2 separate regions of the Homo sapiens genome follow, and region 2 is linked to region 1. Evidence: chromatin loops called from intact Hi-C (ENCODE). Cell type or tissue: endothelial cell of umbilical vein. All regions are shown on one strand. Links, peaks and the distances in the headings refer to the core of each region. The heading gives the core; the rest is flanking DNA.

Region 1 (15,946 bases), core at 3,714-11,713:
GAAAGAATACTCTAATAAATTATGTTCCATGAATTAAAAACATTTACTCTTTAGAAAATAGTTAAGAGAATGAGAAAACAAGCCACAGAGTGGAAGAAAATATTTGCGAAACATATATCTGACTTGTTTCCAGAATACCTAGAATACATAAACAACTCTAAAACTCAACAATAAGAAACAAGTGAGCCTAATAAAAAATGAACAAAATAATTTTACAGAAATTTTACCAATGATGATACATGGATGATAAATTAGAACATGAATAGATGTTCATCATTAGTCATAGTCAAAGTCATAATAAGATACCACTGCCAACCTATCAAAGTGACTGAAATTAAGAAGGTCATTTAAATCAAGTGTTGTCAATTAAGTGGAGGAACTGAAACTCACACAGGGCTGGTGGGGATTTTGAAAGAGTATGACAGTGTCTGAAAATGCTAAACATTCACCTCCCATGTAATCCAGCCATGACATAATTAGTTATTTACCCAAGACAAAAGAAATATATCCTTATACAAAGACTTGTACATGAATGTTCACAGTAGCTTTGTTTGTAATAACCTAAAAATGAAAGCCAAACCAAATGTTTATCAATTAGTGAATGGATAAATTGTAACATACCTATACAATGAAATAGTACTAAGCAGTAAAACAAAATGAATTATTGGTACATGGAATAACATTGATATATTGCAAAATAATCATGTTTAATGAAAAAAGGCAGAAAAGAGTGTGCACTATATAATTTAATTTACATAAAATTTCAGAAAATGCAAAGCAATCTATAGTGATAGTGTATATTTATAGCAGTGCAATCTATAGTAAATTGTGTAATCTATAGTAACAGAGGTTGCTTGGGGATGGGAGGGAAGGTAGGAGTAGGACAGCAGATAACAGTAGGAGGGATGGAGGAGTTAAAAAGAAGAATGAGACATTTTTGGAGATGAATATGTTCACTTTCTTTATTGTGATGATGTTTAATAGGTCTATACAGATATCAAAAGTTTTCAAATTGTTGAGTTAAATATGGCCACTTTACTGTATGTCACTTATACCTCAATGGAGTTGTTTTAAAAACCTGCTCTCCAAAACGCATGGCTAAACACATGAAAACACAAGTCACATATTGGGAGAAAATTTTGCAAAATGCAGATAATCACTTCCACTTCCACTAAGATAGAGTAGACTACTTTCTTCTATCCTTCCAATATGTGTAACTAAAAATCCTGGACATTATGTAGAAGACAAACATAAGAATACTCTGAAAGGTGGAAAGAAGGAGGCAGACCAGCTAAAGATCTTGGGACCTAAGGAACACCACCATAGTGAGTTCCCTGGGTTTTCTTTTTGCCTTATCTATTACATACTTGGAGATAAGGAAACTGGCAAGCTAGAAACTTGAGTTGAAGCAGACAAAAATAGCCATGACAAAAGCCTGCTCTCTCTAGCCAAGTACTAAAAAAGGAGCAACCTGGCAAGATGTGAAGCTTTTAGACAATAACTACTCTACTCCAACCAAACACCACACAAGAGTACTGTAACCCCACTGCTACCAATGTCAGTAAAGGCCGAGTGGGAGCCTACACTTCCACCTTGGTAAGGCTGTAATGAAGCACCAACATGACAACGGAGGTGGTGTCAGAAGAGACCAAACAAGAAGCCGGAACTTTCATGTTTGCCAGCTTGTAATGAATCCCCCCATCCCACCATGGTGTCAGTGGAGGCTAAAGGGCGGTCTAGACTTCCACTCTTGCCTGTTAATAACAAGGAATCTCTTTCTTTCCTCTACTGAGTTGGAGAACAAAGAGGCCTAGTGGAGAGTCAGGCCTTTCACATTGCCCACTACTAACAAGGTCAACTCAGCCCTGTTAGTGGAGACCACACAGGGAGTTGCTGTATGAATGTATTCAGGTTTAAACAGAAAATCCCTTGTCAGGGAAGAGTCGGAAAGATATCAAATTGTATGAAAAAACAATAATCTATAGATGTCAACATTTATTTTTCAGCTCTGTTGTTTGGTGAATACTCATTTAGGATTGTTAAATCTTCTTGGAGGATTGACCTTTTTATCATTAGGTAACTATCCCTTTCTGTCTCTATTAATGTTCTTTGCTCTGAAGTCTATTTAGTATTGTATAATGTTAATAGAGGTTGGGAAGAGAGTACAGGTAGAGAATGTGGGTGTGGATGTGTTACAGAAGGGCAACATAGAGATCCTTCTGTTGATAGAAATGTATTTTTACTGTATAAGTGTCAATATCCTAGTTGCTATACTGTACTATAGCTTTGCAACATATTATAATTATGGAGAATTGAGTAAAGAGACACATAGGATCTTTCTCTCTCTCTCTCTTTTTTTTTTTTTTTTGAGTCTTGCTCTGTTGCCCAGGCTGGAGTGCAGTGGTGTGATCTCAGCTCACTACAACCTCTGCCTCCCAGGTTCAAGTAATTCTCCTGCCTTAGCCTCCCAAGTAGCTGGGACGACGGGCATGCACCACTATGCCTGGGTAATTTTTATTTTTATTTTTTATTTTTTTAGTACAGACAGGTTTCACCTTGTTGGTCAGGCCGGTTTCAAACTCCAGACCTCAAATGATCCACCCTTCTCGGACTCCCAAAGTGCTGGGATTACAGACGTGAGCCACTGTACTCGGCCTAATTATTTTTAGTAGAGACAGGGTCTTGCTGTGTTTCCCAGGCTGTTCTTGAACTCCTGGGCTCAAGCAATACTCCAGCCTCAGCCTCCCACTTAGCTGGGACTCCAGATATGTGCCACTATGAATAACTAGTTTTTAAATTGTTTGTGGCAACAGGATTCCACTATATTGCCCAGGCTGGTCTCAAACTCCTGGCCTCAAGTGATTCTCCTACCTTGGCCTCCCAAAGTGCTGGGATTACAGGCATGAACCACTGTGTCCAGCCTAACTTTAATTTTTTGATTCACCTTTCCAACTAAGGGTTTTACCCTATTGGTGTCCCAGTTTTATGCAGTGGTATCCTATATGACTTTAGTCTTATGGAGGCCTGAAGGTTTGCTTCTTGCAAACGTCCTGTGAGGCCACCAGATAAAAAATTCTGAAATTCCTCACTTGATTATCTTGTTCACTACTTTTTGTCTTCTGAATTTTTTTGATACCTTTCTACCTTAACTTTAAAATTTTCAGCTTGCAAATTTAGGAATTTCTTTTTCAGGAAAGTGAAAGTTTGTTTTTAATTATTTTATCTAGAGTTTTTGTGTTTTTTTTCCCTTAAAAGTATGTGTATATTTTTTTCTTTTTCTTTTCCTTTTTTCTTTCTTCTGTCATACTGCCAGAAATAAGAGTATTTCCACAGTACTATTAAGTAGTATATATTTAGTCTCATACAGTATGAGGGGGAGATTGAGAACCAAGAATCATGAATAGTACCTAGGTTCTATTCTTTACTAGCTATGTGATCCCCAATACTTTTCTCTTTTTCCTGTGTGTCATCTTTTCCTGGTAAAGAATGAAGGGCATGGGCTAAATGATATCTAAATCCTCATCGCTTAAAACTTGTACTGTTTCAATATTGTGGTATATTAGAACAACCACTGGCCTGGGAATCTGGAGTCCTGACTTGGTTCTTCTGCTTTCTAGCTTTCAGCTTTTAGACATGCCACTTTACTTTCTGAGTCATCATTTATTTGTCCACACACAAGAAAACAAAAGTGATAGTATCTACTTGACAAGATTGTTGTCAACATTAAATTAGACATTATTTATAAAACTTCTTGGCATGTAAGAGGTGACGATTAAGTCTTAGGAAGATCCACGTATACAGAATTCAAGGATCTCTCAGGTCCATTTACTGTTCCAAAAATCTATGATGTCAACTAAAGTTAGTGCTTAAAAAAGAAACGTTTTGCTGCAATTCTGACATGCACTCTCTAGAGGTCTCCATTACCAAACAAATCAATGTATGTTTTACTGTTGGTTATGGAAGTTCAGAAATGAAATCTATCAATCTCTTGTAAGATTCAACATTGTCCAAAGAGATTTTTTTTTTTGCGCTTTCTACATCGTATGATTTTTCTGGTCATATTTGCTCTCTTCTCTTTCAGGTTGCTGAAGAAGAATCTTACTCTAGGGCTCACTAGCAACTTTGGACTGGTGATGTATAAGACATTATATATTTCTGGGGTTTTTTTTTTGCTTTTTTTATTTACAAAAGGTGAATTTAGTTGTTTCTCTCTCATTCCCTTAGTTCAAAAATGATTAGCCCCAGATATTGCCCTATTCTTTTCCAAATTCTGGTTATACATCAAAATAAACAACCAAACAAAAACATAGGGTTAGGGGAGATTGGATGAAAGAAAGAAGAAGATGAAAGAAAGAAGAAAAAAACATTCAAAGGCAATGTTTTTCTTAACTGCTGTTCCCTTCAGTAAGATATATATTTCAGGCTGTGTCCACAGCACACACATATTTAACTAAAACAAACATTTGACAAAGCAATAGTTATCCTTACAGAGGGATATGACACTTTTATATTTCCTGTTCTAGTCTATCCTTTTTAATGGTGCTTTTGACACACTAATTAAGTCCATAAACCACGAAGGGATACCACCAATGGTTTGAAAATGATATCTTAAGGAGATGCAAAAATGTGAAAAGAGGGAGTTTCGTTTCATATGTAATACGTACTAACTGACCTAGACTTTGTGAAAGTGGTAAAAAAAATCACAGTGTGATTTCATTTCTATAAAGAATGCACATCCATATAGACTCCTTCAGGCTGGGTAGGAGGCAGTGCTGGGTTGTGCTTTCTTCTTTTTCTTTCTTTTTTTTTTTTTTTTTTTTTTTTTTGAGACGGAGTCTCACTGTGTCGCCCAAGCTGGAGTGCAGTGGTGCGATCTCGGCTCACTGCAACCTCCGCCTCCCGGGTTCACGCCATTCTCCTGCTTCAGCCTCCCCAGTAGCTGGGACTAAGGCACCCGCCACCACGCCCGGCTAATTTTTTGTATTTTTTAGTAGAGACGGGTTTCACCATGTTAGCCAGGATGGTCTCGAGCTCCTGACCTCATGATCTGCCCGCCTCGGCCTCCCAAAGTGCTGGGATTACAGGCGTGAGCCACTGCACCCGGACTGTGCTTTCTTTTTCAATCGAGGTTAGAGTTGGCCATGAGGGAACTTATATAAGATTTGGAAGGCAGAAGCAAAAGAGCAGCCATTACTCTCAGAAGGTCACTGTGGTTGGATATGGTGTTGGCCAATAGGTCAAACCTCCATGTCCATCTGCTCTTTCTTATGTCTTGCCCTGATATCCAATAGCAGCCACAGCTGATCAAAAGATGCTTGGCTACGGATCCACAGAGAGGTGGTTATGCAGAGGTAATAGCTTCCCATGCATAGCCTTCCACACGAGCTCCTGTTCTTGATCCCGCTTTGCTAGTTGAACATGCCTGCTGCTCAAATTTCCGTGCGAGCCTAGGGTTTGGCTTGCCTACACCACTGCTCCTAGGCACTCTGGCTAGGGACTTTGCTATCTGACTCCTCTTCCAGACTTTTGCTTCTCCAGTACTGCCCACATTTTTGTAAGATCTAATTCCTACTAAAAAAAAATTCCTCTTTCCATAATTCTTATCATGATTCTGCTTCTTTCACTGAATCCTGGATGATACAGATAAGTATCAATCAGTCAACAGTAGTTACCTCTGAAAACGGAAATAAAAGTGATTAAAAAAAAAACCATAAAGAAGGCTGCAGACTTTTCTTTGTAGATTTCTAAATTATTTGAAGTTTTACAATAAAAAATGTACTATTAAATCAAGTTTAGTCTAATGCTTCTCCTTACATATCTTAAGTTCAGCCTAAAGGTTTTTCTGTATATAGTAAACTATAACTTAAATGGAGACTGTAACCTACTCTTATGCCAATCACTGAGTTTTGGCCAATCAAAGGGGACCAATCGTTCAAACCGTGTTCAAATAAGGTAAACGCTAAGCTATAATCAATCCGACTGTTTCTGTATCTCACTTTTCCTTTACCTGTCTATAAATCTTCTTCCACCACATGGCTGCCCTGGAGTCTCTGAGCCTACTCTAGCTCCTGAGGCTGCCCGATTCTCAAATCGCTCTTTGGTTAATTGAACTCTGTCAAGTTTAATCTGGCTAAGGTTTTTCTTTGAGCAGTACTTATATATTACCTACATGATCAAAAGAAAAAATGAGAAAAAAGGAAAAGGATGTTTTAAAGATACTAAAGCACACCCAGAAACAGAAAAACAAAGTAGAACATAAAATTGCCATTTTCCAAATGTCCAAAAATGGATGTAAGTGACTTTTATATTCAGGTAAGTGACTGTAAAAGTAGTTGTGAAAAAAAAGATAACTGTTCTCAACTTTCCAAAAATTCAGTATCCTGGGGGAAAATGTGGGAGCAATGTGCCAGAGCCATGTTCTTCTGTCCTTAAAGTGCATAGAGATCACCTTGAGATTTGGTTCAAAAGTTGATTTTGATTCAATAGGTTTGGGGAGGGCCTCAAATTCTGCATTTCAAATCAATTTCCACTTGGTGTTGATAATATTGATTCACGAATCACACTTTGAGTAGCAAAATCCAAGGAAGCTGAAGAGACATAAAACCCAAATGCAATGCGTGAACTTAGATTGTTTATTGTTTCAAGAGGGAGAATAAAGCAATAAAAGTCATTTGGAGGACAATTATAATAGAAAAGTTAGAATGTGGACTGGACATTATAAAATATCATAACATTAATTTTGGGGGATAATATTACTATGATTCTATACAAGAATGTTCTTTTTAAGAAATATATTCTCCCAACTGGGCACAGTGGCTCAGGCCTATAATCCCAGCACTTTGGGAGGCCGAGGCAGCTGGATCATGAGGTCAGGAGTTCAAGACCAGCCTGGCCTAGATGGTGAAATCCTGTCTCTACTAAAAATACAAAAATTAGCCGGGGGCAGTGACAGGAGCCTGTAATCCCAGCTACTCAGGAGTCTGAGGCAGGAGAATCTTTTGAACCCAGGGGGCGGAGGTTGCAATGAGCAGAGATCATACCACTGCACTCCAGCCTGGGCAACAGAGTGAGACTCCATCTCAAAAAAACAAAGCAAGAAAAAAAAAAAGAGAAATACATTCTGATGTATGCAACTTTCTATAACTGTAAAGATAAATTCCTCTTGCTGTCAGTTAGTTTAAAAATGCATAATTAATTTAGTAATTATTTTTTCCTAAATACAAAGAAGTGAAGAAACAGAGGCAGAGAATGATAAGTAAATGGCTCCAAATAACCAGTAGTTGGAGGTGTAGTGTAAGGTGCTACTTTGGAAATGACGATTTTGAATTCTTCATGATCCAAGTGTTCCTAGAACACTGCAACAGCTGAGAACTGCCCCCATCCTCCAAGTTCCAGAAAAAGGCTTACTGCAAAGAATTACCCTTCCCCAAACTTAGATAAGACTCCCTTGCTTACCTATGACAAGACACAAGTTCTCCATATTCCCATTTTTAATCTTATAAAAGATATAATAGCTGAACTGTTTTCCCCACTGACCAACTTTCTGCATCATATGATTTTCTGATTTGATCAACTGAGCAAAGTGCTGCTAACTTACTTTGACCAAGGAAAGTTTAGTCAGGCTTCTCTCCTTCCTGCAGACCTCTAAACTTTGTCCCCTGGGAGGTTAAGCAAGCATTGGAATTTGGAACAATTCCATATAACAACCCCTCTGGACCTCAGAGAATTGATACTTCCAGCTCACCTCTCTGATCACGACACCTGCTTGTCCTATTCCCCTTCTCCCAGTTCTTTGTAGCCTTGTTTACTCTTCCTTATAAAACAAAAGCCCTTTCTGCCTGACCATCGAGAGGCATATGGACCTTACAGTTAAGCATTTTCTCCATTGATTTCAATAGTTCTCCTCTTCCTATTGCAATAGTCTTTTTGAATAAAGTCACTGCTGACTTAGGTCCAGATGTGTTTTTTCATTTGACAGAAGTCTAAAGTGGGAGAGAGACGTCGCTCTGAATAAGTAAGAAGTCAGAGAAGGGGCGCAGGCAGGGAGTTGACAAGGCAGGGAGAGCCTTGGAGCAAGGACACAGGAGTCTCAGGAGCTGAATGCGACAACGGAGAAGGTCCCTGGAAGGGATTCTGATGACTGCTCAGGTGACCCTTCTGCATGACTCTGAAGTGTAACCTCAAAAATCATGTCGTGCATGGGGTAACTGGATTTCATCTGGAAAGTGGTGAAGGGGCTGATTGGTACCAAGCTGAGTATCTGGCTGAAACAGAAGCAGTGGGCAGACAGTGGCCATTAACAATACTGATAGCTAGTAGTTATCGAACTTGGGGAGTGTGCTAGGAGCTGGATGATGAACTTCAGATACTTCATTTCAAATCCATACAACTCTAAAAAATGGGCTTCATGATCCATATTTCACACCTGAAAGAATAATATTCCAGAGGCTATTAAATGCCTTCACTGAAAAATACAACTAGTAAGTGGGAAGCACTTTTCCTGGATGCCCTAAATTAAACATACCTTTGCTTGCAGTAGTTCCATCAGTGTTTATGGAACTTCTTTGTCTAACAACTCTAATGGGAAATCCATGATCACCCACCTCCAGCTATGTTCCAGCTATAGTGCTCTTCTGCTCAGCAAATAAACTAACAAATTCTCAGTTTGTCCTGCAGGTGCCACCCTTGCCATGAGATAGGTCCCCTGAGTGCTCAGGCATTCATGACTCAGGACTGCAATTGATCAGAAATTCTCAAAGAAGAAAGAAGCCTAATCATCTAATGTATGAAACCTACGTTTCAGGATCATGACCCTCACATATGGATTTACAGTTTCCTAGATCCAATAATTAATTAGAATTATTCCTTTTTTATATTTTGTTTTTAAAGTATTTGATCTATTTTTGAGTAGATAATACATTTATATGGTTCTTAATTCAAAACATATAAAAATATACAGTGGAAAAAACTCTCTTCTACCACTGTCACCCATTTGCCTAGTTTTTATGACCCAAATAGAAAAACGACTATTATTAGTTTCTTGTGTATCTTCCCTGAGTAATTTTATGCATATACAACCAAATATAAATATATATTGCTTTGCCATATTGTTCTACACGAATATTATACAAGCTGTTTTGCAACTTCTCAACATTAATATATCTTATAAATCTTTATTTTTAAACAACTGCATGGTATTTTATTATATGGCCAAATTATAATTCGTTTAATCAGTACTCTATATTTTAGGTTGATTTTAATCTCTGGTCTGGCACCGTTCCCAACACTTTACTTGTATTAGCCCATTTAAGCTAAACCACAATTCTATAAAGTACCATCAAGCACTGCATAACAACATTCTGTCAATGGCAGACCGCATATAGGATGGTAGTCCCATATGATTATAATACTGTATTTTTACTGTACCTCTTCTATGTTTAGATACACAAATACTTACCATCGTATTACAATTGCCTACAGTATTCACTACAGTAACATGGTTTACAGGTTTGTAGCCGAGGAGCAATAGGCTCTACCATACAGCTTAAGTGTGTAATAGGCTATACCTATTAGTAGGTACCACTCTGTGATGTTTGCACAACAACTAAGTCACCTAGCAATGCATTTCTCTTCAGAATGTATCCTCATGATTAAACAATGCCTGACTGTATGCATTTTTATTATCATCATTTGATAGATGAAGAGAAAAAGGCAAGGAAAAGTCAGACAATTGGCCCAAGATCACCCAGCCAGTAAGTGGTGGATCCAGAATAGCAAATGAGAGAAGACAGGGAGTTAGCAATACTTGAGGGTTGGTGCCCTGTGATTCTTCAGATGAGGGTGGGGTTCAGGATGGGAAGCCATGGACTGCCTCCCACCACCACACAGGAGAGGATGATCTATCTTCCAAAGATACTGTCCCTCTAGCCTGGGGATTTCCAGATTTCAGGACCCAGTCCATGGGTCTGGATGTAGATGTGTGAGGTTGTGTCAAAGAAGAGAGGAAAATAACCTCTCAGAATGGAACACGCTGAGATTCAAAGTAAAACAAGAAATTAAATGCCTCAGAGTACCTAGGGAATCTGCCCAACCTCACAACTCATCTATTGAGAGAAGTGGATGTGGTGGAAGAAAGCATCCCAGGCTACAAGCAGCCACTCTTTTTAAGGAGACCAGCTTTTTATCATTATCTTTATTTTGTACTTCACACCAAGGCCAAAAGATGGCACCTCTTGCCTCAGGTTTCTCTTCTGCCATGTTCCATCATCAGCCTTGTTGCTCTGGTATCTCTCTGCTAACTCTCTCAGACAAATCTTGCCTTCTTGACCCCACTGACCTTCATTATGCCACCTCAGTTGGACTGCTGCTAGCACATATGGTGCCTTTGTGCAAATTAGAGTCACAGCTGGATGTGCCGTAGGTCTGGGATCCAGAAAAATGAAGCTGTTCCTTTCTCTGCTCCTTGGTCTTTCTTTTTATGGGATGAGCATGAAAACAACCTTGCATTTTGGCCAGCTCCTTTATGTGCAGCCTGGCAGCACTTTGCCTCAGGCCTGCCCCTCACACTGGATTATTTCCTGCCCAAGGCTTTTTTTAATTGGTCTATTATCATAGTAAACTGGATGGGAAACTGCTGAGCACTCATGTATGTATAACTCAAAAACGTAGGTCAGTGTGATGGTTAATTATATGTGTTAACTTGCCCAGGCCACTGTATCCAGATATCTGGTCACACAACGTAAAATTCTGTTTCTGTGAAGATACTGTTTAAGATAAGGTTAGCGTTTAAATCTGTAGACTTTGAGTAAAGGAGATTGCCTTCCATAATGAGGGAGGGTATCATCCAATCAGTTGAAGACCTTAATAGAAAAAAACTAACCTCCCCCATAAAAGAGGGAATTCTGCCAGCAGATAAACTTTGGACTCAAACTGAAGCATTAAGTCTTCCCTGGGATTTTGGACTTTCCAGCTTCCCAATTGCCTGAGTCAATTCCTCAAAATAAATCTCTCTCTCTCTCCGTCTACCTAGAGAGATGTGTGTGTGAGTGTGTGTGTGTGTGTGTGTGTGTGCATGTGGTGTGTTCTCTGAAGAACCCTGAATAATCAAGGCAGTTATTGCCCTGTGCAATAACCTTCACTAATGTGAGGTGAGAGTCAATGAGTAAATTTTCACTCCTTTCTTTCCCTGGATGTACAGTCCTGAGTTACTTTTAGGCATCAAGCTGTATTCATTTTCTGTTGCTGCTGTAACAAATTGCCACAAACTTAGTGACTTAGAATAATGCAAATTTTTTATCTCCAGTACTTTAGGTCACAAGTCTAGGTTGGCTTGATGGGTTTCTCTGCTCTGGGTTTCAGAAGACTAAAGTCAAGGTATCTGCTGGCTTAGATTCTTTGCTGAATGCTCTGAGGAGAATCCAATTCCAAGCTTATTTGTGTTGCTGGAAGAATCCATGCCATGTCTCCAAGACTGCTCTTGTCTCCAGTTAGGGAAGTTCTCTGCCTCTAAGAGCATATGTGATTAGATTGGGCTGGCTCATCTATTAATTTCAGATAATCTCCCTATTTTAAGATCAGCTTTTTAGTCACCTTAATTACATCTGCAAAGCCCTTTCATAGTAGTGCCTATATTTGAGTTTGGTTAAATAACCAGGTGATGAGTATCTTCGGGGAGATCTTTAGAATTCTGACTATCACATAACCAGTCATCCATGGTGGTAGCCAACTTGACAACCCGTCTTTGTATTAGCTTTCTATGCTTTCCTGCTTTGCTTTCACTATCTCTTACCTTTACTTCCTAGATCATAGCTGCCAATAAAGTGTTGGAGTTTGAGCTTTGTCTCAGGCTCTGCATATTGGGGAACCTGTCTATAGTACTTGTAGTGGACCTTTAGAGTAGGCTTCAGGATGGGATTCTGAAACTGGTTTGCTCACAAGTCAGATGGCCATAAGGGACCCATTCCTGAAGTCATGCAGCAGCATGGCATAACCTCTGGCATTTCAATTACCGAAGTTCTCACCTGTGGTTTGATGCAGTGAGATACAGGTGGCAAATAAGATTGTAGGTTACACTCTGCTTATGGCACTTGAATGATACTGGAATAATGATAATCCTATAAATTGTGGACAGGGCTCTTCTTTCATCTTAAAAATTGAACATTTTTTTCTTTTGAGATAATTGTAGATCCATAGACAGGCATAAAGAAATACAGAGAGATACTGTGTACCTTTTATCCCCCAATGATAATACCTAATAAAACTATAGTACAATATCGCAACCAAAACATTGACATTCATACAGTCAAGTTACGGAAGATTTCCATCATCACAAGGATCCCTCATGTTGCTTTCTTATAGTCACATTAATTTCTCCGGAACTCCCAGATGCTTTATCCCCTGACACCCACTAATCTGTTTTCCATTTCTATAATTTTGTTCTTTTAAGAACACTACATAAATTGAATCACATGGAATGTAAAATTGGAGATTTTTTCTGACTCAGTGTAATTATCTAGAGATTCAGCTGAGATGTTGTGTGTACCAATAATTTGTTTCATTTTACTGCTGAATAGTATTTCATGGTATGAATGTGCTGCAGTTTGCTCAGCCATTTACCCACTGAATGACATTTGAGTTGTTTCCATTTTTTTGTTATTGAGTTTTAATTTAATATCATTGTGGTCAGAAAACATATGCCCTAAGAATTCAATATTTATTTTTAAGTTAGATTAGATTATGATAAATTTCATAATTTCAGTGATCCCATGGGATTAAGCAATCAGTCACACATATGGACAGCCAACTTCATAACACATCATTGTTCTGGCCTTCCCTGCTTCACTACCATTGTTTCTCATGCTTGCTCCATGGATCACACTCTTTAATAAGATATTGGCACATGAGCTTTTTTCTCAGGCTCTGCTATTTGAGAAACCTAGGTCAAGACAGGTGTAATTGCGTGTTAGCCTCTTATGGTTGCTCGCCATAATCTCAGAACATGCTTTGTGTACTAGTGCCCCTTGTCAGGAAGGTGAGATAGAAGCTGGGAAGCTGGGGAGGAGGTTCCAACATTAGTTTAATGTGTTCTTGGTGATTCCTCAGGGCCTGAAGCACATAGTGAATTACAAAAGGTAAATCAATAATCTAGGAGAAAAAGTTTATTACTTTGCAGAAGGGGCAAAACAATAGGGAATACATTTTAGAAAATCATTTTGAATATATATCCAAAGGAATTGAAATCAGTGTGTGAAAGAGATGCCTGCACTTTCATGATCATTGCAACTTTATTCACAATAGCTAAGATATGAAATCAATCTAAGTGTCTATCAATGGTAAACTGATTTTTAAAATGTGGTGTATATACACAATGGAATACTATTCACTATTTCATTAAAAAAGGAAATTCTGTCATTTGTAACAGCATAGATGAATGTAGAGGACATTATGCTAAGTGAAAAAAGTCAGGCATAGAAAGACAAATACTATACGAACTCATTTATATGTGAAACCTATAGAAGTTGGTCTCATAGAGATAGAGAGTAGGATGATGGTTCCCAGGGGATAAGTGTGGAAGGAGAGTAGATAGGGAAAGGAGAGATGTTAGTCAAAGGATACAAAGTTTTCAGTTAGACAGGATGAATCAATTCCAGTGATCTATTACACAGTATGGTGAAATATAGTTAATGGTAATATATTGTATATTTCAAAATTGTTAAAATAAAAAAAATTGTGAATGTTCTCACCACAAAGAAATAACAAATATGTGACTTGGTGGATTTGTTAATTAGTCTGATTTAATCACTCCACTAAGTGTACATGTAGCATAACATCAAAGTTTGCCCAATGTACTATGTTCACTGCTTCAGTGATAGGATAATTTGTACCCCAGAAATCTCAGTGTCACACAATATACTCACATGAAAAACCTGCAATATACCCTCTGAATCTAAAATAAAAGTTGACATAAAAATATTTACCCAATAAATATAAACAATTATTATTTGTCAACTAAAAAGAAATGAAAAGAAAAAAGGGTCAGGCGTGGTGGTTCATGCCTGACACTTTGTGGAGGCCACAGCAGGAGGTTCGCTTGAGCCCAGGAGTTCAAGACTAGCCTGGGCAACATAGGAAGGCCCCATCTCTACAAAAAATAAAAATAAAATAAAATAAATCAGCCAGGAATGGTGGTGTGTGCCTGTAGTCCTAGCTACCTGGGAGGTTGAGGTGGGAGGATTGCTTGAGCCTGGAAGGTCGAAGCTACAGTGAGCCAGGATTTTGCCACTGCACTCCCGCCTGGGCAACATAGTGAGACTCGGGCTCAAAAAAGTAAAAAGATTGGAAAAAAATCATCCTGAGATAAATTATTTTGGAGACCATATTTAAAAATTATTAATTAAGGCCAGAAAAATCATGTCTTAGAGCCCTTAGGTATAGTTGATCATCACGGTATGCATGAACTCTGGAAAAATTAGGATTTGTTTTTAATCTATCATGAACTGAACAAAAGTTTAACCAGTAAATTGTACTTTTAATTTAGAATATTGAAAACACAAATTTAGATTGTCAGATTAGAATCAGTGGTGTTATATGTGTTTGTTGTCAGCCACTCATGAATACAGATAATAATGAGAAGAAAGATATCATGCCTGGTAGGATTTTTCCAGTCTCAGACAGTGACTCAGGGTATTTCCAAGGTCCCTCAGCAGAAGAAAGAAATGAAGTGTTTGGAAGTACTGATATCCTCAGAAGGATGTTGGAGAGTAGAGTATATAGACTACTGAAGAAGGCAGGGTTGGAACTGACCTTGTAAGGGTTGGCACTGCTGCAACTTTGTGACATATGAGGAACACATTGTGTCTTAACTGGGGATGAGCCCACAGCCTGGAAATATTTCTGAGGTTAGAGTGTTGAAGTCCTATGGATCCTTTAAGAGAGAGAGAGGTGGGAAGAAACCTGTGAGCAACCATACTGAGAACTCGTGTTGGATATTGGATTTTCTCAGCCCTCATAATATTTCACATAAATTTCAACTTGGAAGGCTTGAAGTGGTATCATAACAGGAGTACCCCCAAGTAAAGGAGACCATAGCATCAGTTAGGTTGATTCAGTCTGACAATGAGATCATAAATTAAAATTCTTAGCTGTCAAGAAGGATATGTGGGTTAAATTTTCAGATTTATATGAAATGCAGTACTCTTTTATACTAGGTTTGTGCAAAAGTGATTGCAGTTTTTGCCATTAAAAGTTAATGCCAGTAACTTTGCCGTTAAAAGTTTGCCATTAAAATTAATGGCAAAAATCGCAATTACTTTTGCACCGACCTAATAGTATAGACAAACATAAAATGCTCACTAGTGTCCTTACCACTGCTAAATTGAGCATAAATAGGCAGCAATGGATAGCAGCTCTAGAAACTATCATCTTTGCATTTATGATTGGTCAGGCCTGAGAAACAGAAATGTAAATGTTTCATTGCATTACCAGTCTCAAGTCTCTTGTCATTTGGGATGAAAAAGACTTACATCCTGAAGGCTGTACTACCTATCGGCAGCCATGAGTTATGTAACCTAAAACTTTCACAGTCATTCCACATGAGACTGGAAGTCTGGCAAAGAGCCCAGTGGAAAGATTCAAGGTGACAGAAAATAGTGGAGGCTTCAAGTAAGGAAAAAATGAGTCTTTTCTAAAGGCCAGAACCTTGCTCCAGAAATGGCAGAAACTAACACTAACTAATGAGGGTTTCCAGAAGGTTCTGTTATACCTCATAAACGGGTTGTGGAAAGAGCTAATACTTTCTCAGCTACATCACCTCTGGGTACTAAGGATATGTATGACGATTGTACCATTGAACTCTGGCTAAACTAACCAGAAAATGAATGTATTACAATGCTATTATGCAGCTCACAGGTTTGACAGGAAAGTTAAAGACCTTAGCTCAGATAATGGG
Region 2 (15,946 bases), core at 4,244-12,243, 190 kb after region 1:
CTTGGAGGGTGGGAGGGGGGTGGGGGGGGGGGGCGGGGCGGGAAGGGAAAATACAACTTGGATATTTTTCGAACTCTAGCAGCAACAAGGATGTTTCCTAACCACATCTTTGGCTGTGAGAACCTTGTTGTTGGAAATTACATGTAAAACAAAAATGTGTCCAGATTCCATTTTGTATCTATTCATTTTTAAACCTGTGTTTATTGGGCATCTTCTGTGTGACTACATTGCACTACAGCCGGGGTTTCAGGGGGCATGGCTTGGGCATGCTCACACTCTGCTGTCCTGGAATGTGAAGGAATTGGATCCTGGGCCATGAAAGGAAAAGAGGAAGGAGGAAGAGAAGGACCTGGCAGAAGGAATGAGGGTGAAGCTGGAGTGACTTTTATAAAATATAAATAAATCGCATCACCCCCTTGCTTAAAACCCTTCCGTGGTATCTGGTGCTCTTTTTTTAAGGAAAAATTGTATTATTTTAATTATTTTTATGTACAGAAAACTCAACAGTGTACATTTAAGCCACTTTGGTGTGACAAGTTCTTTAACCTTTGCCTCTTCGAGCTTGGCAGTGCGAGCCACAGACTTGGGACCCAGCATCTGGTTGCTCTTGAGATCAGTCCAAACTCCTTGCTAGGTGCTTTGAGACCTGCGTTACCTGGACTGAGCCTCGTTCTCCATCCTGTTTCATCTGTCTTTCTCTCTCTTTCTCAGATGGTCATTTTGGGGTTGCGCTTGATTCAAGTGCACTTCAGAGGTGGTCCTGGGTCAGAAGACTGGCTGCAGAGCTGGCCCCACTGTTAGGCCACTGCAAGAATCTCCTTGCCTCTTTTCCTTGCATTGTCCCCACCTTGTCACCCCTATAGGGATGCTGTAAGGATGAAGGCTTTGCTCTTGCTTTGTTTGACCTATCTGAATTGGAGGACTCAGAATTCTTCTTTCTCCTTTCATTTCCACTCAATATTGAGTCCCTCCTAAGGCCTGTGAATTATTTCTTCATATTTCTTGGATCCTGTACCTTTCATGTCATTCCCAGAGCTAAAACCCTAACTCTAGCCATTATTACATCACACCTGAAATAATACAGCTTCCTAAATGCTACCCCCATCTGTTCCTCCTCCCACCCAGATTAACTGGCATTCAGGACTTCTGTGTCCAGGAGCCAGATGTTTTGTATTTTCTGTTATATTATCTGACAGCCCTAGCCCTTCATCCATGCATGTATAATCCATGTAAAGTGGACACTTATCCCTGGAAGTGGTAAGTCTTGAGCTGGGCTCTGAGGCATGGATTAAGGTTTAGAGAGGCTGAAGGGCAGGACAGGGCCTCCTGGGCATTAGCAAGGGTTTGGAGGCAGGTGTGCTGGGGCCAGTAAGTAGAGCAGAGAGTAATGGGAAATCAGGTTGCATTGGGCTTTGGCTGCCTTGTCAAGGCATTAGAAGAATAGGAATCAGTACAAGAATTATGGACATTTATAGGTTACAGACTGGGTTCAAGTCCTATTGCTGTCACTTATTAGTTACATGAACTTTGAAAGTACTCAGATTTCTCACCTGTTAAAGAGGCAATAGCACCCCTCACAGGGTTGTTTTGAAAATGAAATCAGATCATACATACATGTAGCTCACAGTTGCTCATGACTAGCATGTAGTAGAGGTTGGCCGTCGTAATATTGGCCATCATCATCTTTATCATCATGACCTTTGTCATGATCATTATTTTTTTGGATAATGGTGAATATTAAAGATTTGGAATTTTTTAAAAACGAGAGGTGAGAAAGGATAGCATGGTAAAAGCTATGCTTTGAGGGTGTCACATTTTTAGGAGGTTAGCTTGGAAGAGTTCTGAAGAGGCATTCTCACTCAAGTGTGGGGATAGCTGGGCTACTCTGCCAACAGCTATGATGATGTTTCCAGACACAGTATAAAAAAATAGACCAACAAGGCTTGATAATCCACAATTGTCAAAAATTAGAACAGAGCAGGAGTCTTGAAGCCAGGGAAACTTCACAGTTTTGGAGGTTCGAACTTGTCAGTGACCAAAGTGAAGTGATCTGAAGCCAGGAGGTAAGTCATGATGGCGAGGAGAAGTCCAGTCCAGAGGAGGAAGGCATTCAGATTCTGAGAATGAGGCAGATTATTGGAGTGGGGCCGGTGGAGAGACCCCACAGAGGTGACACAGGTGACACTGAGGCAGTGGTGGTATGTACTTCTCTGCTTCAGTTAAGGGTCAAAAAAGGCTGACCAGAGGTGAGAAGAAGGAAAGCAAGGAGGGAAGGAACAATATCAAGCACTCCTCCTGAGAAGTGGCTGATTGGAAATGTGCCCATGAAGGACACAGAGGCCCAAGCTTACATTTAGGAAATAGTTGAAACACTAGGGAAGCAGGAAATAACACACTCTAAGGCAGTGATTCTCAAATTTGAGCATGCATCCCAATCACCTGGGGGGCTTGTTCAAACCAGGTTGCAGGGCCTCATCTTTTGACCTTCTGGTTCAGCAGGTCTGAAGTCAGGTCTGTGAGTTGCACGTGTGGTGAGGTCCCAGGTCAGCACCTGCTGCTGCTGGTCTAAGGATCTCATCTTGAGAACCACTACTTTAAAGGGGGCTATCCTACCAATAAGATAAATTAGAAAAATGTGTATAGCTAGTGTTTCAAGGTCACTGCAACTAGTTACAGATTATCTGTAAGAAGACTTCAGAGATGATAAAGCATGCCCTAATCTGCAGGATGAATTCCCAAGCACTCAAATTTGTGAACAGGTAATCCAAACTTTTTAAGGCTGCTTGTTTAGCACTCACTCATCACTTGAACATCATTTTTTTTTTCTTTTTTGAGAAAGAATCTTGCTCTGTTGCCTGGGCTGGAGTGCAGTGGTGTGATCTCAGCTCACTGCAACCTCCACCTCCCAGGTTCAAGTGATCCTCCTTCCTCAGTCTCCTGAGTAGCTGGGACTACAGGCATGTGCCACCACACCCGGCTAATTTTTGTATTATTAGTAGAGAGGGGGTTTCACCATGTTGGCCAGGCTGGTCTCAAAATCCTGACCTCAGGTGATCCACCCGCTTTGGCCTCCCAAAGTGCTGGGATTACAGGCTTGAGCCATCATGCCTGGCCCACTTGAACATCTTGATGCTAAGAAAGGAGAGGAAAGGCAGTTCTGGAGTGAAGGAGTTTATCTGGCTTGTTCTGTTCTCCGTGGTATGAGGACATTTGCCTTTGATACGTTTAATCTCTCTTGTTCAGGGTGTGCAGTGCATGTGGCTCAGGTTGAAGAGCTGGTCTTTCCCACTCCTTGATTTGCAGGGACATAGAGTGAATAATTAATAATGAGAAATCATGTTCTGATCATGTGCAGGTTCTCCTGCCAGAAGAATGCCCATTGAGGCACCTCTCTAGCAGTAGAGAAGGAACCGTTCTAGCCAGACATGCAGGCTTGCCCCCTCTTTGACCAACATGCCAGGCAGCTTTGGAGGCGGGAGGAGGAAAGGCAATCTGTTTGTGTCCATTGTCTAGAGTCTCATTAGCACCAGCCCTGGTCAAGGACTAATAACCCACACTTTTGTCCTTCCTCTGCCTTTGTCTGAATCAGCTTCTAAACAGTGGGAGGACCACCTCAAAGGCAGGAGATTGGTGGGCTACAGACCAAGATGGACTTCCTGTATCTTAGTATTGTGGCAGTGGATTGGTTTCATGCATCCTTGGAAATAGTTACTCCCCCATGCTCCCAAAATGAGAACCAACTTTTGCAAGTTGGCTAAAAAAAAGAAAGAAAGCAAGCTAGTTAAATCCCTTTGATTAATGCTCTACCACTATTGGCAAAAATAGTCTGTTAATATTTTTATGTAGACTTTTCCTTTGGCTTGTTTGCTTAAGGTGAGCTAGTGTCTCTTTCATTACTTGCACCTCTGGTTAGGAGCCAGAGCCTAGTTCATGGTTCTATCCTGGGTGGGAAAAAACAGATGTTAATGTGTTTGCATCTTCATATTCATATAGAAATATTATTTTTTAGTTCTCTTGAAATTTCATAAACTGATCCTTGCTAAGTAAAGTGGTCCTGATCTAAAAATAGAACAGAGCTCTTGAGCGGAGGTGGGGGCATGGTGCCACACATATGAAAGAGAGCTGGACATGGTAATATGGTTTGGCTGTGTCCCCACCCAGATCTCACTGTGAATTGTAGCTCCCATAAACCCCAGGTGCCATGGATGGGACCCTGTTGGAGGTAATTGAATCACGGGGGCAGGTTTTCCCATGCTGTTCTCGTGATAGTGAATAAGTCTCACAAGAACTGATGGTTTTATAAAGGGCAGTTCCCCTGTATGCACTCTCTTGCCTGCTGCCACATAAGACATGCCTTTGCTCTTCCTTTGCCTTCTTCCATGATTATGAGGCCTCCTAGCCAAGTGGAACTGTGAGTCCATTAAACCTCTTACCTAGTCTCAGGTATATCTTTATTAACAGCATGAGAAAGGACTAATACACATGGGTAACACATAGAATTAGGGAAATGGCATCCTTGCCAGTCTTTTGGATTATGAGTCTGATTTTTAGTCTCTATTCACTAATAATGCTATGGGTTTAATAATTCAGTTGTCTGTAGTTGTGCTTCCTAATCTTTTTGCATTAATATCAGAGTATTTGCATGGAACACTGGGATAAATGAAGGAGGTAGCCCCATCCTCATCCCAGGGCTGAGGATATCAGTTGCTTACAACACACTTGTGACCCCTTAGTGGCACACCAGGTGAGAAGCTCTGATCTTGGGCAGAATTGTGCATTTGATCTGTTTGCAAGCCTTTTAGCTTTGACCTGTTTCATGGCCAGAGCTATACATTCACCCAGGCAGGGACTGGGTTGATAGGTTTATTGGAAGTACCAGGCAAGAAGGCCTGAATGGGGCACCAGACCTGTTACTCCTGGAAAAACAATTCAAAGCACATTTCATCTATGACATCATGAATCATATTACTATTTTCATTTTCTTTACTCACTAGGAAGCTTTAAGCCACTTCCAGTAGCTGAATAGGATGGGGCTGCTTTCTTGTCCATGGCTCTAATATTTCCCCTCATTAGAACATTCCTGATTATTTACTGTATCCTTTTGTATTATGGTTATTTTTATAGGCCACTTGAAATCCTTTCTGCGGGTTGTGGATTATGGAAGAGAGCAAATAATTTAAAAAGAAAGCTCAAAATACACTTCTTACCCATATTGGGTCAGTCATGTCTTTTTTTGATGCAGACAAAATATTTTCACCCTTTAATAAAATTGGTAACTGAATATGGTATTAGTCATAATATGAAATAATGTTCCTTTTTAAATGTGATGATCATCCTGCTTTATTTCCCCATCTGCAAGATGAGAATAATAATTATCCCTTTGAAAATATCATATGGTCAAATTAGTTAATGTTGGACAAGCATTTCAAAATGAAACTACCTAATAATTTATTAGTGGCTCCACTGGTGTGCAATTTGAGAATGAAGTCTGCGTTTGAGGAATTGGCATTTGCATTAATTCATGTTTTCCCTTAAATTCATTACAGAGGTCTAGTCTGAATTCTCCCGGCTGGGTGCCAGCTGTGCCCATCTGTGGCACATGGTCTCGTGGCCTTTTCCTCCAGAAGTCTTGTTTGAGTAATCAGAAGTCATGTCCTAAAAGGGAAACTGAGCAAATGAAATTGCTCATGTACTTCTCTTAAATGGAATCACTTGTTTGCTTTTTAATTAAGATGAGACTTTTGATTAAAGCAAAAATCTGGTGGCATTTTATTTTCTACTCTGTGCCCCTCGAGATCCATTGCTTGACCCTGAAATGAATGATCTCAGTTATATCTTAAATGACATAGTGAATTAACTGTATTTCATGTGCCAGCATTTCCTTCATGTTACTTAGATAATTAAGTTCTTCCTAATTCAGAAAGCGTGACATTTTTGTATGGTCACAAAGACAGCCAAGGAGGACAAACACATAATAACGAACTATAGTAATAGCTATCATTCATTGAGCACTTTTGTTCCAGAAGCTTTGTGCATTATTATCTCCAGTACAACCCTGAAAAGTATTTACAGATCAGGAGCCTGAGATCAGAAAGATTTGACTAACACGAACAAAGTCACATAGCTAAAGAGATGGGTTGCTGGGATTTGAACTTACATCTATCTCCAGAGCTTTGATTTTTCTGTTTAATTTGTATTTTATAAACCCAAATCATTGAAGCATATTTATGTTTTATTTCTATACACTTCAGGTAAAGCTATTTTTTTAAACAATTTATTGAATACCAAGAAGAGTTATGTCCTGATGGAGTGGGGTCAGATTAAATGATTCTCCTGTTCACTTGGAGCTATAAAACTATATAAATCTATATGTGTGAGAAACTCTCACTGTATTTAATGTGTTTTTTTCAGTGCTACTGTCTACAGGACTCTGGCAAATTGCTGTCAAATAAAAGTCATAAATTCACAGAATGCAATTCCTCGTTGTCAATGAAATGAAATGAGAAAATTTCTCTTTTCACTCAAATGGGCTATACATTTATACGATCTAAATTCCCATATTAACAAAAAAAATTTTAGTTGTTTGCTTTCCAGTTAGGTTAGGATATTTCTTCTGTTTAAGTTGGGATGTGCCAATAAATAGGGTTTCCCATTGCAGCTCACAGGCAGAGAAAGTGAAACTGCGCTTGGTAGTCTTTTCATCCGTATCTGTTCAACAACAACAAAGTGATCTCCCCAACCTGAAAAGAGATTGATTTGCCTTCAAGTAAATACCTAGTTATCAGTACTCTTAGAATCTGTTGACTTTTGAAGCTTTGAGATTTGATTTTTCTCTAAGAATATATGCCCAGCACTATACCATTCTGTCTGAACTGCTTAACAAAGAACATCTAGAAGTCATACTGGTGCCCATATTTAAAATATTTATTTAAAAGAAACTAGCCACAGATGGAAATATTTCTAACTAAAAATTATCTTTCTCAAGTATAAAAACATTTCTCAAAATGAAATATTTCCCATATAAAGTCACTTCATTGTGGGCTTAGAGAACTTTATTTTCCATTGCCAATAAAAGCCTTTGATTGGCGAGCTTTTCTTCGCCTTAAATTTGAAACTGGAGTATGTAAGCAGAGTGTGGATCTGAGTGGAAAAACTGGCCTAAATTATGTGAGTTTCAGAAATATCACTCCATGTTTATTTGAACAGTTTCCTCTAAAGGGGAAAATTTTGTTTAATATTTGAATATGTTTATTTATAAAAACGATAGAATAATCAGTAGACATTTGTGTTCTATTAGATCTGAGTTGTTCTCCATTTTCTTTTTGTGTTTTCCATATAAGGGCCGAATTTTCATATATCTTATGACAGAGTACTTACCTGACCATTGAGAAATAGCTACGATTTCACATCTGACCTTTATTATGTGACCATTCATTGTTTTTTTGACATACGCAGCCTTCCCTCGGACATTTCCCTGTCTCTTAAACCCAGTTTTGCCGCTTTGTCCTGTCTTGGATTCCGCACGCTGCACAAAAAATGGCCAGTAGAGGGCGCTGCTGGCTTACTTTTTAGAAAACTGCTCACAGCCTGATTTCAGCACTTTCAAAAACATGGAAATTATCTTAATTCAGTCAAAGCAATCAGAACGAGAAAACTGTCTTAAATTCATCAAAGTTGTTTCTTTGTGTCTTTTTCTATTTCGTTTCCCCAAAGGCATCAATAAAACCAGGCAATTAGTGTTTCTTCCCTTTTCTGCGGAGCCCTTAGCTGACCCACAGTAAGGATGAGTATGGTAGTTGAGGGCAACCGGGTGTGATTATCTAATTTTTCCATCAGCTTGAGGTTCTTATGTGAAAGTTGTATTCATGGAGAGCCAAAAGAAGGGGAAAATAAAAGCCTGTTTACACTTTCACTTTCCAACCGGCCTTGCCAGTTATCCCCTGACCTGGTGCAATGACGAGAAAATATCTGTGCGACCTTGGCCTCTGGATTGTGGACTGGGGACGGGGTGTCCGTGGCTTCGGTAGCGAGAAGCGGGTGGGAGGGGCATGATTTTATAGACTCAAAAGCTTTCTCTCCTTTCAGGCAGGCAGTGCTGAGAGGTGATCGGAGGAAGACCTTTTATATCCCTTCCAGCACCTCCATTCTTTGAGATGAACTATTGACAGTCCCTCAATATTTATAAAATATTATAAACTGCTATGTAAATACAGCGTCAAGTCGAACTTTCTAGCCAGAGCTCTCCCGAGTACCCTTCCAAAGAAAATGCTATGCTTAAGCACCTCCTCCTGAGACATTCTGGAACCCCCACCACTTATATAGGTATATTTACAGAACCCCATCCCCAATCCCTTCAGTCATTCAAAAACGGTACAAGTTGCTGAAGACGTTGTGGTGAAATAGAAAGTATCAAAAATACCACGGGAATTGCATTTGCTAGTCATCTTTGTGATGGCGTCAGTTTGTGCCAACAGCATCGTGATAAAGTTCTCAGTGGATCTGAACTTTGCTTCATGTGGTTTTTCTTCACCTTGTGGGCACTGGGCACTCGCCGTCCTTCATAGCTGGTAGGTGCCACTTTTGGCCGGCCCTGTAGCTGGCTGCAGTCGGCTGTCCTTCCACAGGATGAAAAATGTCTTCCATTAGCTAATGGCTGTGTTCTCCGTGAAACATTCTGCCCCTTGGCCTGGGGCTGCAGGAGAGCATCAATCAAGTCTCTTAGATGAGGCCTCAGAGGACCAAGGGAAATTTGTATAATCCTGAACTGTAAACATGAGGACCAGTGGTTGAGGTTTTTGGATTTGAACAACATTTAAAAATGTCTATTTGAGTATCTAAAGTAAACCTTTATTTTAAAGAGAAGCTGAGGCTTGCTGGGTGGCCTTCAGGAGGTCAGCTGACCTTTCTGCCTCCGTTTCCCTGTCTTCAAATTGGTGGAGGGAGCAAAAAACCTTACTCTTCTGTTGCACAGGAGAATCCATTTAATCTTGATTGATTACATTAAATAAGGAAGTCAGGCTTTCTTTATGCCACTTCACACCTTATGGGCCACATTATAATTTCCCTGCCTCTCGGTCTAAGTGTCCACTAGTGATCACTGCCTGGTGTGGTTTTTTGTTGGTGTTGTTGTTCCTGTGGGTCTGTAGTTTTCCTTTCAGCCATTTCCTTTCTCTTGTTCTTCTCCTCCCCACTTGCTAACCAAGGAAGAAGGGCTAAGGGGCTCCCCACCCTTCCTGGCGGTGGCAAAACAGCTTCTTGTTCATGAGGGAAATTGTGGAAGCATAGATGTAAAAAGGAGAGAAGTATGTGGGTGTGTCTGTGTGTGCACACATGTGCATGTGTGGGTGTGCATGTGTGTGCCATTTAGCAGTTGCCTTTTTTTGTGATGGTTTGTTGCTGTTGGCACCTGTAAAAGCAGTCAAGCTGAAGAAATTCCTTTGGAAAAAGAAAGAACTAACTTCCTAGAGGTGAATGGAAGGTTGCTGAGGCCTTAAGGCGAAAATTTATAGAGAGCTGAGTTTTCTCTGTTTTCCTTTGCATTGCTTATTTGAAATTCTTCATTGTTAGAACACAGTTTTGTTTACCATGCCCCCCATTATTTTCCCTTAAACAATACCATAAATATTATCATTTGGGGAACAACCTCAATTTCCCAGAATTCATGACTTTTCCATTTTAATAGACAATGTATCAGAACTTAAATCTTGTGAGATCTTCTTAAAAGAGTACTTCTCAACAGTTTTAGGAACTGTTTTTTACTCTAGCCTTTGAGGACAAGATGGGAGGGACACTGAAGAAGTTGTTCCTTTTGTACAGAGTAGGCAACTCAGAAATATTATGGAATGACAGTTGAATGACAACATGCTGATTGTTTGCTCAGTAATAAACTAGAGTTTTGCTGTGTATTTTTATATATTCATATAAGGCTATGCATTCTTGCAAATTAGCAATTAATTCTACTGAAATATCTGAATAATGTTTTCCATAGGTTACACTATCCCCCTCACAAAAATAAAAAAAAACTAGACATAATATTTTGTTGCTGACCCTATGTTACAGACTTAGAGGTTTTTCCAAAGACTAGGAAGAAAGTTATTTCTGGGTTGGCTAGCTAGAAATATGCTATGCTAATTTTATCTCTAAATACCATATGATATCCATTCTATTTTCATAAATATAGATTAATTTCACAAACAGAGTTAATCACGTTTGATGTTTGGTTTCATGTTTCTAAATAATTTAAAAATCAGCTTCTTTTCATGGCCACTTCTAGGTAAATATGTAAAACAAAGTAAAAGAGAAAAAGTTATGACATCATATGAGAAAAGCTGCAACAATTCATAGTTTTAATTAAGAGGACTAGTTGGACTCTGGGCAAACATTTTATTGTCCACCAACTAAGATGTCCTCTCTGTGTGAGCTGTCACATACCAAATCTAAAAATCTGTTTTTGATATTTAAAACAGCTCAAAATCAACATGAAAATTGGCATGCTCTTCTCATATATAATTTGGGGAAAAATATGAAGTGAGAACAGGAAAGATGTATTAACTTCTTAAAAAGTAATCTTTAGGAGCAAACTGAAAGAGTTCCCAGTGGTCAAAGCTGGAACTACTTGAGCAATGAAATGAATAGCGTATTATTGGATTATTCTCAAAAGTAGAAAATACATAGCCAGGAGTCCATAATAAAGTAAACGTAAATGATGTAATAAATAAATATAAAGAGAGAAAATAGACAAATCTCCCATACAGAAGGATCTCAGATAATTTATGTAAATTTTGTATCTTCAAGGAGGTGAAGCATAGCTCCCCACACCTGAAGTGTGGGGTTGTGCATAGCAACTCCTTTCCAAGGAGCACAATATGGAAAGCGGGGGAAGGAGTAATCCTATAGTCGAGGAACTGGACAGACACTGCTTCAGCCAGGCGATCAAAGTCAACATCAACAGCAATGAATCATGTTAGTAGCATGTGCCTTTAGAATGAGATGAGGAGCATGGCACTTTACTTCTGTAGTCTTCCTCCCCCACACCCACAAACCCCGTCTAATCATGAGAAAAACATCACGCAAATTTCACTAACAGAATATCAGAGAAAATACCTGACCTGTTTTCCCAAAAATTCTCAAGGTTATCAAAAACAAGGAATGTCTAGTGGCACCTAAGGAGACATGATGAATAAATGCAATGTGGTACCCTGGATAAGATCCTGGAACAGAAGAAGGACATTAGGTAAAAATTAAGAATTGTAAGTAAAGAATGGATTCTAGAGTGTCCGTATTGGTTGAGACAAATGATGCAGTAACGTATGATGTGAACAATAGGGAAAACTGGGTGAGGGGTCCATCCAAAAGGAGACTGTATTGCCTTCGCAAGTTTTCTTTACACTAAAACTATTGTAAAATTAGAAGTTCATTTAAAAAAATAATTCTTATTATCATATACTGTTCCTACATCTCAGTGTCATTATTTTCCTAAATCTTGGTTGATTTTTAAGAGATGACTTTAAATTAGACAAAAGAAAACAGGTTCTCCAAGATTTGCTATCATACACATTTATTATTGTCATAGGTGCCATTTGCAGCGCTCTGAATACCATGGTTGCCTTTGCTTATAAATAGACTTATAATTTTATCTTACAGAAGGTGTTTATTAAGAATCCAAAGTATGAGAAAGTTCATTCCCCATTTTTAGGATTGTCATGACTATCCTTGGAGGAGGATTCTCTGAGTAACTTAGTAGTAGATGGCCGCTTTCACATTCAGTCAAGAATTGTGTAATTTTCAGTTGATGGTTTAGAAACAATTAAATGGTCTCCCCCTTTCTGTGCACATTGCTATTAATGTTACAGCTATGTTCATAAAACCAAGATTGTTATAGTCTTTATCGACATGACATTGTATTTTCTTGCATTAGTAAATCCAGTACTTTTAAAAGAAAGTTAAATATATTTCCTTTGAGGTGAAAAAACGACTTTTCCATCCAAAAACTGGAACTGTTCATAAGATGTGTAAAATTTACCCTGCATATTGATAAACCTATCAAGATTTTGGGGGCTTCATTGTTTCATGACTATAAAGAGTATGTTATTATGACTATGAAAGTTCAAAAATATTACAGATTCCTAAATATGCCATACATCTAGAGGACAAGGAGACACTTTCTGGGAGAGCCCTTGTGTGAGGCCCAAGCCCCAATTTCAATCCATTATTACCTTTGTATTCATTTCAGACCAAGTCTAGCTCTTTCCACAGTTTCCATCTTAGTGTTCAACTACAGTCTGGGACAGACTTTTCTGCCTACAGAAAGAAACACATGGTCTGGGCTTCATCATCAAAACTCCTTGTGTGATCTTGGGGTCTTTGAGGAGCCAGTGGGTTCTTCAATTGTTCTCTTGTCTGCACACACCCTGGTCACCTTCCAAAATGAAATCCCGGGAGTCAAATGTGCACCACATTTATGAGCGTGTTGACTGACCAGTGACTCATGAGACTATCACACAACTCATGATGAATATGTCGTTTTCCTCTTTAAAATGACTGCTGTGCAATATGGTTGTGAGCAGTGTGATCCTACAGTTTCCTTTTAACCCAGTAAATACTTGCTGTCTTATTCTTTGAAAGAATAGTTTAGTCATTTTGAAAGAACTGAGTGAGCAACTGCTTTGTGCAATTACTGAGTATTGTATCTAGACTTGAGACAAAATAATGTCCTAGTAGATTTTACTTCATCTTTTAAACACACACAAGAATTTAAATTGTTAACTAGAACACACTTGAATTTTCCCATGTTTAATCATTAAAAAGGCAAAACTTAATTTCATCAAGTGCAATCAAAGAATTTTTCATAGTAGCAATTAAAAAATATGAAACTGGAATTTCAATGACACAAAATTAAACAGCTGCTGTGTTATATTTTTAATCTTCATTCAAATCAAATGGCAAATCGCATTTTTCTTCAGGATTTTTTTTTCTTTTCTTTTTTAATATTAGTGTGTGTAAAGGTGGTTTCAGTAATTCAAAAACCTTCTGAAACATGCTGCGGTATATTTGGAAACATATTTCAAACGTTACTCTAGAGTGAGTAACCCTTGTATTTCTGTAGGACACAGAAGGCAAAACTCTTTGGAGAAGGACTGATTGGTTAGCTTGCTTTGGCATGAGGGAACTTCCAACTATATTGAGCTGTTTAACTAAGGAAACCAAAACCTATTTTGCTCGGTTTGCCTTTCTTTCTGTACTCCATGTGTGGCATTTACCATAAGAGAAAGTAAAAACCACACATGAAGCTTGTGTCCTTCTCATTCCTTCCTATTTCCATGCTGGGGGAGAAGGGCTATTTTTGTGATACCCAGACTTCCCCACACTTTTATGTGTAAGACAACGAGCTGGGACATATGTAGCTGATATATAATTAGCCAAATGGTATCTTTTTCACCCCAGCACAAACACGTTCCCTCTGATTTTCCTCATTGACTTTTAGGTTTAGGCACTAAGGAAAAGCAGCAGCCCCCGGTCAAACCAGGACTCCAGGTTTTGAAAAAACTACTTAAATACTTTTAAAAGGTAGAACTATTTAATTATTTGTCATTTCAAAGCCTTCCAGTCCTTCTTAGTTTACCTCCATTTTTTTTTCTAAAAATGGAAATTGAGTTCTTTGGTCTTGAGCACTCTTAGTTCTAAAGACGTATTTTAGCTCATTAGTTCTCATCAAACTTCTCTCCTGACCCTATTCTCAGAGCGGATTTTTCTAAAGTCATATTTGCATTTTTAATTCAAATTAAAATTAATTTCAATTAAAATTTGTTTTAATTCAGAGTTTTAATTTCTTCAGGGACCTTCTGTTTTCATATCTTTTTTCTTGTTGCACAGGGGATTGTTCTGAGGCTTAGCTGTTCTCACACCAGCCAGGACTACACGTACAGTGACTTAAGTGGTAAATCAGTCTTTGGGTAAAGACTTCAGCTCACCATTTTCTTTAATTATAATTTACTGGATAATAAGGGAATTGCTTTGGCTAGTAGAATTTATTTGACCAGGATAAGGTAGGACAAGAACTCTGACTTATTCAATGTGAAAACCCAATGACCATTAGGACATAGTTAATAAAGCAATCTGAAAGAGTCACTGATAGTAATTTTTTTAAAAAATAGAGAGACCCCCTACACTGACCTTGTAAATAGTCTTAGTGCCCAAAAGAAGTAAAATGTTGGAAGAAAGCCAGTGACAAAGAACTTGTATTTCGCTTATTTTGCCATCGATGCCTTATGAGGTTTCTTGTGAAGCTTAATGAGACAGTGTAAACCCTGCTTTGTAAATGTAAGGTACTATCCACACGCAAAATATTATTATTATTACTAAATTATAGGTTGTGTTACATGGAGGAATACTGTACTCAAACAATCATTTTTGTGGGATAACAACATTTTGTAGCTTATTTGCAAAAGTTCTCTACACAGTTAAAACAATGGTATGTTGATTGGAAAGCAATTTAAACTTTCCCATAATATTTGTTCAACATTCTTTTCATTGCTTTAAACAAGATGCACCCATTCAGAAATTATATAACATCATTGTACAAATGGCATTTGAGTGAAAGGGAAGGTTATAATGAAGTATTATCTACCAATACATTTTTAAAAATTCAGGTCCTGCATAACAATTACTTACTGGAACTTAATAGGCATAATGGCTATCAGGAAGTGACACCAAGGCATGGGAAGAATTTTGTATGTTCTTCATATTGGGCACCTCTTTATAGCCGTATTATTTGCCAAGGAAAAACAAGAGAGGGTCATTGCTTTGTACTTTGGGGCCATTATTGAGAACAGTTTTCCCCATTGGAGTGTGATGTCATCGACCTATTGGAAAGCATACATGGGCACTGAATGGATGATTTACAGAGCATCTCCCCAAGTTTCTTTGCACTGCTGGGTTTATGAAATGAACATAGTGATTCTGAGATACAATCTTCTGTGTTTTGTATCTCAAATTGTCCCATTGCTTTGGTAGTCCTGATTAACATCTTAATTTCTAAATGTGTGTTCCTTCCAATACAATAGCCACTAGACATATGGTGCTACTGTGCATTTGAAATGTGGCTAGTCCAACTTGTGATGTACTGTAAGTACTAAATACACACTGGATTTTGAAGATAGTGTGAAAAGAATGGAAAATATGTCAATAATTTTTATATCGGTTATGTACGGAAATTATGTTGGATTGTTATTAGAGTATATTATTAAGGTTACTTTCATCTTTTCTTTTTGCTTTTTGAATGTGGCACTAGAAAATTTTAAATTACATATGTGGCTTGCATTGTATGTCCATCGGACAGCAGTGAGCTAGATGGGATATGGCATTTTTCTGCTTCTGATGAGAATGCGAAATGTGGAAACACATTAGGTCACTCATTAGAACAATTCTGAGTGTTCCTTAAACTTCAGCTAATTTTGATGGGAGGCTGAGAATTAGATCAAGCTCTGTTTATCCAAAAACAAAGATGTGGAAAGCTAGTACAGCACAGTGGTTCAACTTGGAATCTGCTGAAGGGGGAGTATCTGTCTGATCCTGATTTGTGAAAGAAATACCGTAAACTGCATGGGCAGGAATGGAGGTTACATCTTTGATCTATCCTAGTCAAAAGTGGGCTCTCTCCTAGAGTCTCTTAGGTGACTATTAGGTGGCCTTAGCCAAAGCTTTTATAATCACACAGACTCACCCAAGGACAGCCCTCTGATCTCTCAAGGAGAATGCAATACAACATAGACTTTGGCAACTGAAAACCTCAAACCTAATCCTTGGTGACTTAAGGTTTCTGTTGGTATTCACAGAAATGCCTTTGGCTTGTCAAAATACGAGTTGCAATATTTGCTTTAGTATCTGCTCACCATCCCATCCCTTCTCTCTAAACTCGTTCATTACCATTAGGATATTCTGGGTGGCT

Evidence for each region. Peaks named below come from ENCODE experiments on the same cell type or tissue, not always from the same donor. Only the 100,000 strongest peaks of a DNase experiment are listed, where the experiment ranks them.
Region 2: a loop joins it to region 1, with 6 times the contacts of the local background. A loop is called at or near these places in 3 of 110 quality-filtered maps.

Annotation. Positions count from the first base shown.
Region 1 is chr7:95,715,101-95,731,046 of GRCh38, forward strand. LOC105375409 (a long non-coding RNA gene) reads left to right here. Exons shown (of 4, transcript XR_927774.3): 3 at 2,007-2,076; 4 at 4,082-4,801. Among named protein-coding and RNA genes, the nearest start is that of DYNC1I1, 49 kb to the right of the region's middle. In endothelial cell of umbilical vein, for the core only: a CTCF peak has its summit at 8,667 (motif pointing right); DNase peaks (open chromatin) are centred at 3,921 and 8,681; H3K27me3 peaks cover 140 bases.
Region 2 is chr7:95,909,223-95,925,168 of GRCh38, forward strand. The region is part of intron 6 of DYNC1I1 (dynein cytoplasmic 1 intermediate chain 1); the gene reads left to right. Among named protein-coding and RNA genes, the nearest start is that of DYNC1I1, 140 kb to the left of the region's middle. In endothelial cell of umbilical vein, for the core only: a CTCF peak has its summit at 7,543 (motif pointing right); a DNase peak (open chromatin) is centred at 7,539; H3K27me3 peaks cover 1,400 bases.